Linked DNA regions of Homo sapiens: region 1 is linked to region 2. Evidence: chromatin contacts called from ENCODE Hi-C or POLR2A ChIA-PET data. All regions are on one chromosome and are shown on one strand. Each heading gives the region's core, a stretch centred on a gene start or an enhancer-like site at or near the end of the contact. The rest is flanking DNA. Distances are from core to core; before and after follow the strand shown.

Region 1 (7,351 bases), core at 4,276-6,775, 130 kb after region 2:
CTTCCCAGTAGGGGCGGCCTGGCAGAGGCGCCCCTCACCTCCCAGACGGGGCGGCTGGCCGGGCGGGGGGCTGACCCCCCCACCTCCCTCCCGGACGGGGCGGCTGGCTGGGCGGGGGCTGACCCCCACCTCCCTCCCGGATGGGGTGGTGCCAGGCAGAGACGCTCCTCACTTCCCAGACGGGGTGGCTGCCGGGCGGAGGGTCTCCTCACTTCTCAGACAGGGCGGCTGGGCAGAGACGCTCCTCACCTCCCAGACGGGGTCATGGCCCGGTAGAGGCGCTCCTCACATCCCAGACGGGGCGGCGGGGCAGAGGCGCTCCCCACATCTCAGACGATGGGCGGCTGGGCAGAGACTCTCCTCACTTCCTAGATGGGATGGCGGCCGGGAAGAGGCGCTCCTCACTTCCTAGATGGGATGGCGGCCGGGCAGAGACGCTCCTCACTTTCCAGACTGGGTAGCCAGGCCGAGGGGCTCCTCATGTCCCAGACGATGGGCGGCCAGGCAGAGACGCTTCTCACTTCCCAGACGGGGTGGCGGCCGGGCAGAGGCTGCAATCTCGGCACTTTGGGAGGCCAAGGCAGGCGGCTGGGAGGTGGAGTTTGTAGCGAGCCGAGATCACGCCACTGCACTCCAGCCTGGGCACCATTGAGCACTGAGTGAACCAGACTCCGTCTGCAATCCCGGCACCTCGGGAGGCCGAGGCTGGCGGATCACTCGCGGTTAGGAGCTGGAGACCAGCCCGGCCAACACAGCGAAACCCCGTCTCCACCAAAAAAATACGAAAACCAGTCAGGCGTGGTGGCGCGCGCCTGCAATGGCAGGCACTCGGCAGGCTGAGGCAGGAGAATCAGGCAGGGAGGCTGCAGTGAGCCGAGATGGCAGCAGTACAGTCCAGCTTCGGCTTGGCATCAGTGGGAGACCGTGGAAAGAGAGGGAGAGGGAGACCGTGGGGAGAGGGAGAGGGAGAGGGGGGAGAGGGAGAGGGAGAGGGGCTAACTTATATTGTTTAGAATGGAACCATTACAGAGACTTTCATCCTGTTCTGAATGTGAAGGTGGCCCTGCCTATCTCCTTTCTCATTTTGCCCTTTTATTCCACTCAGTTCTTCTTGTAAAGTGTGTATTTGCCCCATCAGTCTCTCAGTATGTGTAGAAACCAGAATGGATGGATTTTGGTCATTTGGGTGTGGACTTGTGGTCAGAAACTCTTTGGAAGGATGGTTATGGAGGTGAGGATTATTTGTTTGAGGAATGAAACGATAATGTACAGTTAATTTGGTGATGGTATATTTTTAGATGCAAGTAAATACGAGATCTGAAGTGTACGATTCAAAAGAGGTCATCTGAGTTGGCGACTAAAATAGAGAGCAAGATTAACTGTTTATTTTTATCTGTGGGTGAGTAGGGGGAAGAGGGTAGAAAAATTTCACGAGAACAGTGGTTCTTAAGCGGGTTTTGTGGAGACTGTGGTGCAGCATAAGAGTATAGACTGGGGCCAGGCTGTGTGACTTCTCATTATATCTTGAACATTTACTTGTTGTGTTATATAATGCAACAGGTATTGTATCATACCTGTTGGGCAGGTTATATAATATGTCTGGGCCTTAGTTCTCTCATCTGAAAGATGTGAATCACAGTAGTAACTGCCTGATGGTGTTTTGTGACCTGAATAAATTAATTCTTGAAGAGAATTTTGGTGTATTGGTTGGGTGCAATGGCTCACACCTATAACCCCAGCACTTTGGGAGGCTGAGGCCGGCCGGCCACTTGAATCCAGGAGTTGGAGAGACCTGCGTGGGCAATATGGCGAAACTCCATTTCTACCAAAAAATACAAAAAAAATTAGCTGGGCCTGTTGACATGAGCCTGTAGTCCCAGTTACAGGAGGGTGAGATGAGAGGATCGTTTGAGTCTGGGAGATGGAGGTTGCAGTTAGCTGTGATCGTGCCATCACACTCCATCCTGGGGGACAGATCCAGACTCTGTCTCAAAAAAAAACTAAATAAGCGAATAAATAAATAAAAAATTCTCATGTATAAATGGTACTCTGTATGTTAGATGTTAGTAGCCATTGTCAGTATATGTGACACATGAATTGCTACATGTGAGTATGCACATCCTTTCGAGACTTCTCTGACTTGTTTCAGAGGGTTTTTAATTTACACAAATGATTTATATCTTTCCTCTCTGTCAGCCCTACCACAGCCATCTGTAGGCAGATGGAAATGTATGGGTACTCCCTCTTTTGAAGTTATTGAGTCACGGGAAGGACCCTGTGGTGTATGTTGTAAATTTCCTCTGCCGAGCTTGGTGCGACCTAGTATTTGCCTGAATGGAGCAGGCAAGAGTGGTGGGGTGAGGAGATTCCATCGTGGCTGCTCATGCATTAGTCATTGCTTCACCTTAGGGAGAGACCCAGAACCCTAATGTTTAGTGTTGGGATCTCTTGTTAACTATATTCCTCTTTTTTTTTTTTTTTTTTTGGTAAGACAGTCTTGCTCTGTCGCCAGGCTGGAGTGCAGTGGCATGATCTCGTCTCACTGCACCCTCCGCCCTCCCGAGTTCAAGCCATTCCATGCCTCAGCCTCCTGAGTAGCTGGGACTACAGGTGCATGCCACCACACTTGGCTAATTTTTGTATTTTTAGTAGAGACGGTTTCACCATGTTGGCCAGGATGGTCTCTATCTCCTAACCTCGTGATCGCCCGCCTCGTCCTCCCAGAGTTCTGGGATTACAGGCATATGAGCCACTGTGCCCGGTCAACTATATTCTTTAGAAGGGTATATTGCTTTTTGTGTACTAACAGACTTTAAAATAAAAACTCTTAAGAGTTTCTATTTAACTAGTACAGAAGTACCGACTCTGTCTCTAAAGGGATGTAACTTTTTTGTTAAACAAGGAGCTGCTGTATTTTAGTTAGGCTTTCGATCCAATAGGACTTAGTTTAAACACTGTTTGTCCTATTAGATTGAATTTTGAATGTAAAGAATCATTGGAAGTGTATGGATTTCATAACTCAGTGTACTCTGAGATATGACATGCCTCTGGATATGAAGACATGTTGAAAGTGGTGAGAATTCTCTCAGGCTTTTAACAGGTATGATATTCACAGCTACATTGTCTGCACGACTGTGTTCCTTATTCTTTTTGGTCTGAGTTACTTTGATGGTATAAAATACTTTTATTTACTTCGAGTTTGAAAGGAAGATAAGCCCAAATGTATACGAATCTTCTTGATAGCATGCATGAATTGGGATTATTCAAAGTGAGCATCCTTAATAATTGGAATTATATTAAATAAGTGCCTAGTTTTTACTCATTCCTGTATCAAAAATAAATTAGTAGTATAATTTACTATTAAATGCAAAAAAGTGAAAGCAAAACAATCAGCAAAAGGCTTAACATTTCTCTTAACCCTTGATTTATATTTAGAAGCTTCCACTGATCAGGTTATTTGGAGTTTATTTTGTTCTTACAACCTGGAGATATATTTTATAAATAAGAGAAGTACTAGTTTAATTTTCAACTTTAGAGTTATCATGGGTGAAATGTACTCTCTACTACAGAAAGTAAAGAAAAATTGAGTAATAGATTATGATGTGGCAGTTTTGAACACAAAAGATGTGGAAGTAAATATAAAGTAAATATGGGTAAATCTCGCCTATCTTCTGTTTCAAGTTATCTACGTAGTTGCCATTTTTGTTTCTAGTATCATTTGCATTTGCTTTTGCTTGAAGGATTTTAACATTTCTAACATTAGGTCTGCTGTTGATCATTCAGCTTTTGTATGTCTGGGAAGATCTCATTTCACCCACATTAAAAAAATACTTTTATGATAATTGTAGAATTACATGCAGTTATACAAAATACACCTTCATTTCTTATAGATATTTTTGCTGGGTATAAAATTTTAGGTTAATAGTCATTCACCATCAGTACTTCAGTGACACTGCCCCACTGTCCCGATGTGCATCATTTCTGATGAGAATCCTGTTGTTATTTTCATAGCTTTGTAGGAGCAATCATTTACCACAATTTTCTTTTGAATCCCTTACTGGTTTTAGGCAATTTGATACGATGTGCCTTGGCAGTTTTTATTTCCAGAGTTTGAGATTCATTGAGTGTATTAGGTTTGTAGATTTCATTTACTATGGAAAAATTAGAGCCATTATTATTTCAAATATTTTCGTGTGCATTCGTCTCCCCTTTGGGGACCTAATTTTCATATATATTACTCTGAAGTTGTCCCATAGCTCATGTGTTTTGTTCCTTTTTTGATCTGTATGTTGCATTTTAGATAGTTTATACCCTAAATCTGCTGGTAAGACTATTGAATATATCTTTTATCTCAGACATTGTTATTATATTTTAGAAGTTACAGCTGGGCACGCCTGTAATCCTAGCACTTCGGGAGGCCGAGGCGGGTGGATCACCAGGTCAGGAGTTCAAGACCTTCCTGGCCAACATGGTGAAACCCTGTCTCTACTAAAAATACAAAAATTAGCTGGGCGTGGTGGTGCGCATCTGTAATCCCAGCTACTCAGGAGGCTGAGGCAGGAGAATTGCTTGAACCCAGGAGGCGGAGGTTGCAGTGAGCCAAGATCACACCACTGCACTACAGCCTGGGTGACAGAGCAAGACTCCATAAAAAAAAAAAAAAGAAGTTAGATTTTGGTCTTTCCATAATCTTCAGTGTCTCTAGTAATATGCTTATTCTTTGGTGTTTCTTGAACATGTGGAGTACAGTTACAAGAGATATTTGAGTATATGTGCTATTTTTGTCTTCCATTATTTACAAAACAGTTTTGATTGATTAATCTTCCTCCTCATCAGTCATATTTTCCTGCATCTTTGCATGTCTGGTAGCTTTTTATTACTTGACAGACACTAAATTTTTCTCTGGCTGTGGGAAATGTTCGTATTTCTCTACATATTCTTGAGCATTGTTCTGAGATCTGATTATTAGGGAACAGTTTGATCTGTTTGGATCTTGGTTTCAAGCATGGTTAGGTAGGGCCAAAGCAGTGTTTACTGTGAGGCATTGTTTCCCTGCTACTCAGGCAAAAACCCTTACGAGTATTTTACTTGATGTCCTATGGATTATGTTTACCATGTAGGCTAGTAAGAATGGGCACTATTCCTGGTGCTTTTACAATTTGGATACTGTTCCTGCTAATCCTTTCTGGAAATACTTTCTCTTGGGTAGCTTCCTAACACAAATGTGCTTGTTAGTACTCAGCGGAAGACATGAGGAGCGCCTTTGGCAGATTCCATTGTTGTCTGTGTGGCTCTGGCCTCTGCTGTGCTCTGCCTTACACATTATATCACCTTGGCCTCCCCTTGTGTTTCTCAACCCCGGCTCTGCTTGCCCTTTCCGTAACTGCTGCAGCCTGGACATTCTCTCAGGGCAGTGAGCTGGAGGGATCATTTGTTTTCCATCCGTCAGGGATCACAGTATGTTGCTATATGGTGGCCGTTGTTTTGTGTGGATTTTTAGTTCTTTCAGACAGGCAAGAGGTATAAATCCTGTCTAGCTTCACTAAAAGCGGAAGTTCTTTCTGTTCTTTGAATGTTGAATGAGAGTGTGAGAGAGACACGTACCATCAGGAAATGGAACTAGCCACGGTCATAGCTTTTCATTTAGTTTTGTTAGTCTTTAAAAAAAAAAAAAGGTGAACAGCGTAAGTAAGCCCTGACTCCAAGAAAAAAAATTCAAAATTAATAAACATAAGCATTCGGCCTATAATAAAAATAGTAAACTCCATTCCATAATAAAGCCTGTGACTATTAGAAGTCCTTCTTTGAAGCTATGTAATCTGTCTCTTCCGTTAGGAAGAACTGACCTTAGCCTAGATAATATTGTGCTAAAAATTTTTACCTTAATTCTTTTGAAATACCTGTTTTTAAGGTTTTACCACCCTCACTTGGCAGCTGAGTTAATAGGATTTGGATCTAAGCTTTCACATCTATAATGCCTGGACTTTGCCACTGTACCATGTCACCTTCCATAAGTTGTAGCAAATGTAGGTCTGAATTTTCAGGTGTGTGCATCTGGACAGCAGTTGGCTTGGTGAGCTGTACTGGGGGTGGGGGTGCAGTTTGAACTGGGGTCTGGCCTGGTCCACAACTGTGCTGAGGGGCACCTCTTGCTGTCATGCCTAGTGTTACTCTTCAGCTGACCTCTTCTAGTAAATAATCTCTTCTGCCAAGGGATGTATTCCTTCTTTTCTGAAGTACATGAAATGCCTTGCTTCATTATAAACTGAGCGATGGATAGAAAGGGGAAAAGTTTTAGCTTATCTTGAGCAGAACCTACAGCTCCCGAAATCCTCTCTTGGGTCCTCCAATGTTAGAGGTCCTTTTGTTTAAGGACCCTGGAGAGAAGCGCGTCCAGGAGAGGGCCCAGCTCAGCTGACTGTTGTTTCAGGTAGCTGCTGCAAGTAGATCTGTGATTACTTGTTGATTTTAGTGGGTGGTTCTCTGTCCTTCTGGACGAATACTCTTTTTCTTTACTTTTCCTGCAGTGAGCTGGAGTTGGTAGGTTTGGGGTGGCTCACATCACAGTGCTTGCTTGTGCATATTCACCTTTCCCATGGAAATCTTCCAAGTGTGGGAGGGAAGTTTGTATTTCACGCACTGTGCCTTCACCTTGATCAGCAAGGTGAACCTGAGTTCCTGGGTTTCAGTGTCTGAGGTTGGATAGCACAGAGCTAAGGAAGCGTTTTCTGAGTGTGCCAGCAATTCTCGCTGGGCTGTGCATGCTCTGTTTCCTGGAGGCTGCACATGCTGCTCATCGACATTCGTGGTCAGGTTCTTTCCCTGCAGCAAAAACCCTTGGTTCAGACCTCATTTAACTCACAATTTCTCACCTCTGCTCTAGGGGTACCCAAGATGGTGGCTGTGTCTCCCCACTTCTGCTTCCCCATCAGGAAATAGAGCCCCACCATGGGTGTCTACACAATAGATGAAGCTGGTCAAATAAACACGAAATCTGACTGGTTTTGTGTGGGCTTCCCCGCTCCCCCTCCCTCTCTCAGAATTTTAAGTGCTTGGCAGAATACTGCTTATGTGACTCTGTTTTGGGATTATAAAACAATCTTTTGTATTGCTCCAGTTTACAGGAAGCAGCTCCTTTTTTCTCATTAATGACGCCTGTTGTTGAGTCCATCTTGTCTTCTCATGGGTTAGGCCTACTTGACTATGCTATCAAGGCTTACAGGTGTAGCCTAGTCTTTTTTTTTTTTTTTTTTTTAAACATTTATTTGAGACAGGGCCTGGCTCTGTTGCCCAGGCTGGAGTGCAGTGTTACGATATCGGCACACTGTAACCTCCGCGTCCTGGGTGCAAG
Region 2 (7,112 bases), core at 3,856-6,355:
AGCTGAGATTACAGGCATGCGCCACCATGCTCAGCTAATTTTGTATTTTTAGTAGAGACAGGGTTTCTCCATGTTGGTCAGGCTGGTTTTGAACTCCCGACCTCAAGTGATCGGTCCACCTCGGCCTCCCAAAGTGCTGGGATTACAGGCGTGAGCCACCCCGCCCGGTCTGATTGTTGGTCTTTTTCTTATGACTTTTTGTCAGAGCACTTCATGTTCCTGAAATCTATCTATCTATCTATTTTTTTATTTTTTTTATTTTTTTTGAGACGGAGTCTCACTCTGTTGCCCAGGCTGGAGTGTAGTGGCGCGATCTTGGCTCACTGTAAGCTCTGCCTCCCGGGTTCTTGCCATTCTCCTGCCTCAGCCTCCCGAGTAGCTGGGACTACAGGCGCCCGCCACCACGCCCGGCTAATTTTTTGTATTTTTATTAGAGACGGGGTTTCACCGTGTTAGCCAGGACGGTCTCGATCTGCCGACCTTGTGATCTGCCCACCTTGGCCTCCCAAAGTGCTGGGATTACAGGTGTGAGCCACTGCGCCCGGCCGTTCTGGTATTTATTGAATATGTCGCAAATATTGTCTCCTAGTCTGTCCTTTGTCCTTTAAGTATTTTTTTTTTTTTTTTTGAGATGGAGTCTCACTCTGTGGCTCAGGCTGGAGCACAATAGCGTGATCGCGGCTTACTGCAAGCTCCACCTCCTGGGTTCATGCCATTCTCCTGCCTCAGCCTCCCGAGTAGCTGGGACTACAGGCATGCACCAGCTACGCCCGGCTAATTTTCTTGTATTTTTATTAGAGACGGGATTTCACCGTGTTAGCCAGGACGGTCTCGATCTGCCGACCTTGTGCTCCGCCCGCCTGGGCCTCCCAAAGTGCTGGGATTACAGGCGTGAGCCACCGTGCCCGGCCATTCTGATATTTATTAAATATGTTGCAAATATTTTCTTCTAGTCTGTCCATTGTCCTTTAAGTATTTTTTTTTTTTTTTTTTGAGATGGAGTGTCACTCTGTTGCCCAGGCTGGAGTGCAGTAGCGCGATCACGGCTCACTGCAAGCTCCACCTCCTGGGTTCATGCCATTCTCCTGCCTCAGCTTCCTGAGTAGCTGGGACTACAGGCGCCTGCCACCATGCCCGGCTAATTTTTTTTGAATTTTTAGTAGAGATGGGGTTTCACCATGTTAGCCAGGATGGTCTCCATCTCCTGACCTCATAATCTGCCAGCCTCAGCCTCTCAAAGTGCTGGGATTACAGGCGTGAGCCACTGCATCCAGCCTCCTTTAAGTATGTTTATAGTGTTTTTTCTTTCATAGAAGTTTTAAATTTTTCTGTAGTTCAGTTTGGTTTTCTTTTATGGGTTTTATGTCTTTGCTTAGGAATGCTTCTGTGACGCCAAGAATACGAAAATGTTCTGAGAAATTATCTTTCTTTTTATTACCTCCCATTGAGCTAAACACCACCCTCCAGCTTGCACTCTCCCATCACCCTACCCACTAAATTGATATGGAATTTACTTCTCTGGAATCCTCAAAAATGATTTCTTCTTTCAGCCACATATTATGGATGTCTTAGGGTTTATTCCTGTTGAAGTCCCAAATGGTGTAATTTTTCAAGTCTTGGCATACATTGATTGTTATGTCCATCAGTATTCTGTGTTAAATAATGTTTTCATACATCCCATGGATATATAGGAAACAGCTCTGGGCTATACTCCAGAGTTCCCAGACTCAGGATCCACTTAAATAAAAATCTAGGTAAATTCCCTTTTAGTTTTATAATCCTTTTTTTTTTTTTTTTGAGACGAAGTCTTGCTCTTGTTTCCCAGGCTGGAGTGTAATGGCGCGATTCCGGGTTCCAGCGATTCTCCTGCCTCAGCCTCCCAAGTAGCTGGGATTACAGGCGCCTGCCAACACGCTTGGCTAATTTTTGTATTTTTAGTAGAGACGGGGTTTTACCATATTGGCGAGGCTGGTCTTGAACTCCTGACTTCAGGTGATCCACCCACCTCAGCCTCCCAAAGTGCTGGGATTACAGGTGTGAGCCACTGTGCCTGGCTGTTTTATAATCCTTCATAAGAAAGGACAAAATAAGGTTGAAAAAGAGTTAACATCCATTATGCTATTGTGTTTACTTTTGAAAGGCAGCAAACATAAAGCTAGGAGCTTGCCCTTCAACAAACAGCTTTAGTTGGGTCTGGTAGAGTCACCCTAAGAACTGGCTCTGCGCCCCTCACCTGGATTGCAGTCACTGCTTGCTCTCATCTGTTGTACATATTTAGCATTCATGAAATTTCTTTTAAATGATGTAACTGCTTTGAAAACATTTCAGAACAATTGCATTGAATTGAACTTTTGCATTAATGTGAGTCTTTCTGGGTTTTTTTTTTTTTTTTTTTTTGAAAGGAAGTCTTGCTCTTGTTCTCCAGACTGGAGTGCAATGGCACGATCTTGGCTCACTGCAACCTCCGCCTCTGGGGTTCAAGCGATTCTCTTGCCTCAGCCTCCTGAGTAGCTGGGATTACAGGCACCTGCCACCACGCCCAGCTAATTTTTGTATTTTTTGTTTGTTTGTTTTAGTAGAGACTGGGTTTTACCATGTTGGCCAGGCTGGTCTCCAACTGCTAACCTCAGGTGATCCGCCTGCCTCGGCCTCCTAAAGTGCTGGGATTACAGGCGTGAGCCACCGCGCCCAGCCGTCAGTGTACTTTAAGTATATTTTCATTATGCAATTAATTACAATATGGGAAGTCAGTTAACTAGGTTATTACTTTGTGAAGTAAAGTTAAACATCTGGTCATAGAATGACTTAAAAATGACAAATAAGGAAAAAAATACATATATATATATATAACATGAGGTAAAGTTAAACCCAGATAGAGGGTATCATTGCTTTCATGCGTGGACTTTGAAATTGCTTTTTATTCCTGAGACCTTTTCTAGTTCTCTAACATGTTCCCCAATAAACGAGGTTAGAGGATAACAATTCTAGAAAAGAAGGCAGCATCTCGTAAGTCATTCCACATTGCATACAGTAAGTGTGATTTCTAGCCATGCATCCTTTTAAAAAAATTCATCTTGCAATAAAAGAATTTGGAGAGCCTTTGGAATCTTGTATAAAGGAATTTTGCTGGCATAAAACATGCATTATGTATCACACTTGTATTTTAAAGCCCACTTGATGAAAGAGCAGCAGGTTGACAGTGGTTGACTCAACAACCTGCAATTTCTGATGTATAACTATGAGCAGTGGGATTATTCTTTGTAACTTGGTTATATGAAGTTTGAAGTTTTTCCTTTCAGTGCAGTGTTTCCTTTTTCTTGTTTGTTTGTTTCCTGAGTCTCACTCTGTCTCCCAGGCTGGAGTGCAGTAGCGCCATCTACAAGCCAATTGCTTGACTCTCCTTTGGGTGAGTGGCTAAGTAAGTTAACAAGTACAAACAACAGAAATGCTTTCTTTGAAAATGTGAGACTTCAATAATAGAATGTGAGTTAGAATAGCAATCTAATTTTATAATTGGAAGAATTCTTTTTTTTTTTTTTTGAGATGAAGTCTCACTTTGTCACCCGAGTTGGAGTGCAGTGGTGTGATCTCGGCTCACTGCAACCTCTGCTTCCCGGATTCAAATGATTCTCTGCCTCAGCCGCCCGAGTAGCTGGGATTACAGGTGCCCACCACCACACCCGGCTAATTTTTGTATTTTTACTAGAGACGGGGTTTCACCATGTTGACCGGGCTGTTCTTGAACTCCTGACCTCATGATCCACCCGCCTTGGCCTCCCAAAGTGCTGGGATTACAGGCATGAGGTACAGTGCCCGGCTCATTGCAGTGTTTCGATTGAAATTTTGCTGGCAGAGCGTGGTGGCTCACGCCTGTATTCCCAGCACTTTGGGAGGCCGAGACGGGCGGATCACGAGGTCAGGAGATCGAGAGCATCCTGGCTAACACGGTGAAACCCCGTCTCTAATAAAAATACAAAAAAAATTAGCTGGGTGTGGTGGCAGGCGCCTGTAGTCCCAGCTACTTGGGAGGCTGAGGCAGGAGAATGGCGTGAACCCGGGAGGCAGAGCTTGCAGTGAGCCGAGACCATGCCACTGCACTCCAGCCTGGGCGACAGAGCGAGACTCCATCTCAAAAAAAAAAAAAGCGCCTCTTAATAGAAGGTAATAGGAATAACAGCCATCCATATTACAACTGCTGCCTCTTTCCCATTGTCAGAAAAATAATAAATACAAAATTAGCTGGCTGTGGTGGCAGGCGCCTGTAATCCCAGCTACTCCGGAGGCTGAGGCAGGATAATCTTGAACCTGAGGCTTGAACCTGGGAGGCGGAGGTTGCGGTCAGCCCAGATGGCGTCATTGAACTCCAGCCTGGGCAACAAGAGTGAAACTCTCATCTCAAAAAAAAAGAAAACACAAACAAACAAACAAACAAAAAAACCCCTCTTGATCCTTTCTTTCCTTGTTCTCTAATCATAGGTTCTTTTTCCTAAAAGTGCTTTTGCAATCGGGTGAAATGTGTGACCCCTTCTTAAAATATTTCCAAATACTTTTTTAAGTAAAATACCCAGGATTACAGAGGGGACCCATGACATTGAAATATAGCCATCAAAATGATAAAGAACAAATTTGTGATATGGTAATATGTTTCTTTGTCCTTTGTTGAATAACAAGTCCTCATAGTGGGTCTAATTATTGTAATTTTAAAATAATGATGTTATTTCAAGATAATCTGCAACCACTGTAAATCAGTATAAGAGTATTTGCAATTTTTTGTGTTGATACCAAACTCACACAGAATTACATTTTTGGTGTGTGGCGTATATTCAAAATATAAGGGAATGTTACATTTCAGCAAGAGATTGGTGAAAGTGAATATGGGACTGTTTCCCTATTCAAGTTCACAGACTTCAGAACCTCTGAGAATCTCTTTTCCTTCTTCCTGCAGTTGCTGCCTTTGTCTGGAGCTATCCCACTGTTGTCAGGGGAGTCTTACCTTGGCCTTAGCTTCGGTGTCATTTCCTCGAGGAGACATGTCTAGGTTAGGAGCCCATGTTAAACATGCCCATAGCTGCACCCTCTACTCATTTCAGCACTTTGAATCATGGACATTTATGAAAAGCATTGTATAATACCCACTTCCCCATTTGTGAGCTCTGTGAGCTTTCGGGGTGTGGTGACTGTTTCTGCCCCATTTACCGTTGATCTGCCAGTACCTAGCACAGTGTCACAGGCAGCCTTTGAATACTTGTATCTTGGATGACACAAATAGCAGTTGAGGCAGATGGAACAAAGCTTGTGAGAAAAGCTCAGGAGGTGTGACAGTCCCAAAGAGTGACCACCACGGCAAAGGGGAAGGCACATTGGTGGTATGGTGGCATATTAGGCCATTCTTGGATTGCTCTAAGGAATACCTCAGATTGGGTAATTTATAAAGAAAAGAGGTTTAATTGGCTCTTAGTTTGCAGGCTGTACACAAAACATGGCTGCTTAGCTTCTGGGGAAGCCTCTGGGAGTTTTTGCTCATGGCAGAAGGTGGGAGGGGTGGGAGCAGGCACCTCACATGGTCAGGAGGTGGGGGTTGGAGAAAAGGGGAGATGCCACACAATTTTTAAACACCCAGATATCACAAGAACTCTCATTCACGATTGCTAGGACAGCACCAAGCCATGAGGGATCCACCCCTATGACCCAGACACTTCCTGCCAGGCCCTGTCCCCCAACACTGGACATTACATTTCAACATGAAATTTGAGTGGGGACAAATATCTGAACTATATCAAGCGAGTGCCCAACGTTATTACTTGTTTGTCTGAATCTTTGCAGTGGAATATAAGATCCACAAGGGTGGGATTTTATATGTTAGCTGTTTATAGTTTATATGAAGATAGTCTGATTGTTTCTCAGTGGCTCACACATAGTAAGTGGCCAGTATGTTTCACATGTATTATATCAGTGTGTACTTTATTCAGGCCTCAGCTTGATCCTTTGCAAAAATGAGGGAGTTCCCTCCTAAGACCCCTTTGAGCTTCTATTGAAGTCTTTTTCTTCTCTCTACAGTTAAAGGAGATCTTATTGTAGGGCATAACTAGGCCCTGTGGGGTTACAATGGTGAATCTTACTTGGATTTTGCCTCCTGGCGAGGTGAAGAAGGGTCTACCCTTAAAGCAGCTAGTAAGCTCTGGTACCCAAGCCGGAGATGAGTCAGCTTCTCTCGTTAGTGAGCAGTGGATAGTGGAGCTCAGACTGAGGGACTGGGGGCAAGGAGCAGGGGTGGTTGTCCAAGCCACGGAGGGAGGAGAAGTGTCACCACTGGGGACAGCACAGACAAATGAATGATCTTGATTGGGGTTGGTGAAACCCCGTTAACAGTTAATCCAACGAGGTGGCACTTGAGCTGGGGCTTGAAGAAGTGAATATGATTTCCTCCAGCAGAAGGGTAAGTCCAAGGGAAGCATCGAGGGACACAAGAATAATGAAGAGTCAGCACCATAAGGCAGGGCGAGAGCAAAATAAATAAATAAAAAAGAATAATGAAAAATAGTTAAGAATGGTGCATGCAGAACACTGTCAGCAGTAGTCTGGTGTCCTTCTTTTGTGGGTAACTGTCTAAAAAGAAAATCTTTTATTTTGTTACATAAAGCCAATTCTTCTATTTTTTAAATCGTTTGTTACTATTATATTAAAATAGAGACAGGTCTTGCTGTGTTGCCCAGGCTGGTCTCAAACTCCTGGGCTCAAGCAATCCTCCCGCTTCGGCCTCTTAAAGTGCTGGGATTACAGGCATGAGCCACTGCCCAGCCCCTTCTTACTCTTTAAATTGTAAAAAAAAAAAACCATGTTTTAAGGCCGGGCGCAGTGAGTCACATCTGTAATCCCAGCACTTTGGGAGGATGAGGTGGGTCACTTGAGGTCAGGAGTTTGAGACCAGCTTTGTCAACAAGGTAAAACCCTGTCTCTACTAAAAATACACACGGGCGTGGTGGTGTATTCCTGTAATCCCAGCTGTTCAGGAGGCTGAGGCAGGAGAATCACTTGAACCCAGGAGGCGGAGGTTGCAGTAAGCTGAGATGGTGCCACTGCACTCCAGCCTGGGTGAGAGAGTGAGACTCTGT

What was found. A loop is a pair of places that touch in the nucleus more often than their neighbours do. ChIA-PET counts read pairs that join two places held with the same protein, here RNA polymerase II (POLR2A). Pooled maps may share reads with other maps.
Region 1: a loop to region 2 is called in a pooled map, with 2.1 times the contacts of the local background. The contact joins two enhancer-like sites. A Hi-C loop is called at or near these places in 2 of 37 single-sample maps with no recorded cell type and 4 of 50 pooled maps. POLR2A ChIA-PET finds 5 or more read pairs at or near these places in 9 of 52 experiments (CD8-positive, alpha-beta memory T cell, GM12878, PC-3 and 6 more).

What each region holds. Positions count from the first base shown.
Region 1 is chr6:15,415,751-15,423,101 of GRCh38, forward strand. The region is part of intron 3 of JARID2 (jumonji and AT-rich interaction domain containing 2); the gene reads left to right. Among named protein-coding and RNA genes, the nearest start is that of DTNBP1-AS1, 130 kb to the right of the region's middle. RefSeq lists an enhancer at 6,750-6,809. Within about 2 kb of position 5,526, at least 8 of the 41 ENCODE cell types and tissues checked have a DNase peak (open chromatin) inside an H3K27ac peak, as active enhancers do; they include GM12878, where a contact is called at or near this core.
Region 2 is chr6:15,282,731-15,289,842 of GRCh38, forward strand. The region is part of intron 1 of JARID2 (jumonji and AT-rich interaction domain containing 2); the gene reads left to right. Among named protein-coding and RNA genes, the nearest start is that of JARID2-AS1, 38 kb to the left of the region's middle. RefSeq lists enhancers at 5,016-5,065, 5,086-5,135. Within about 2 kb of position 5,106, at least 3 of the 41 ENCODE cell types and tissues checked have a DNase peak (open chromatin) inside an H3K27ac peak, as active enhancers do; they include GM12878, where a contact is called at or near this core.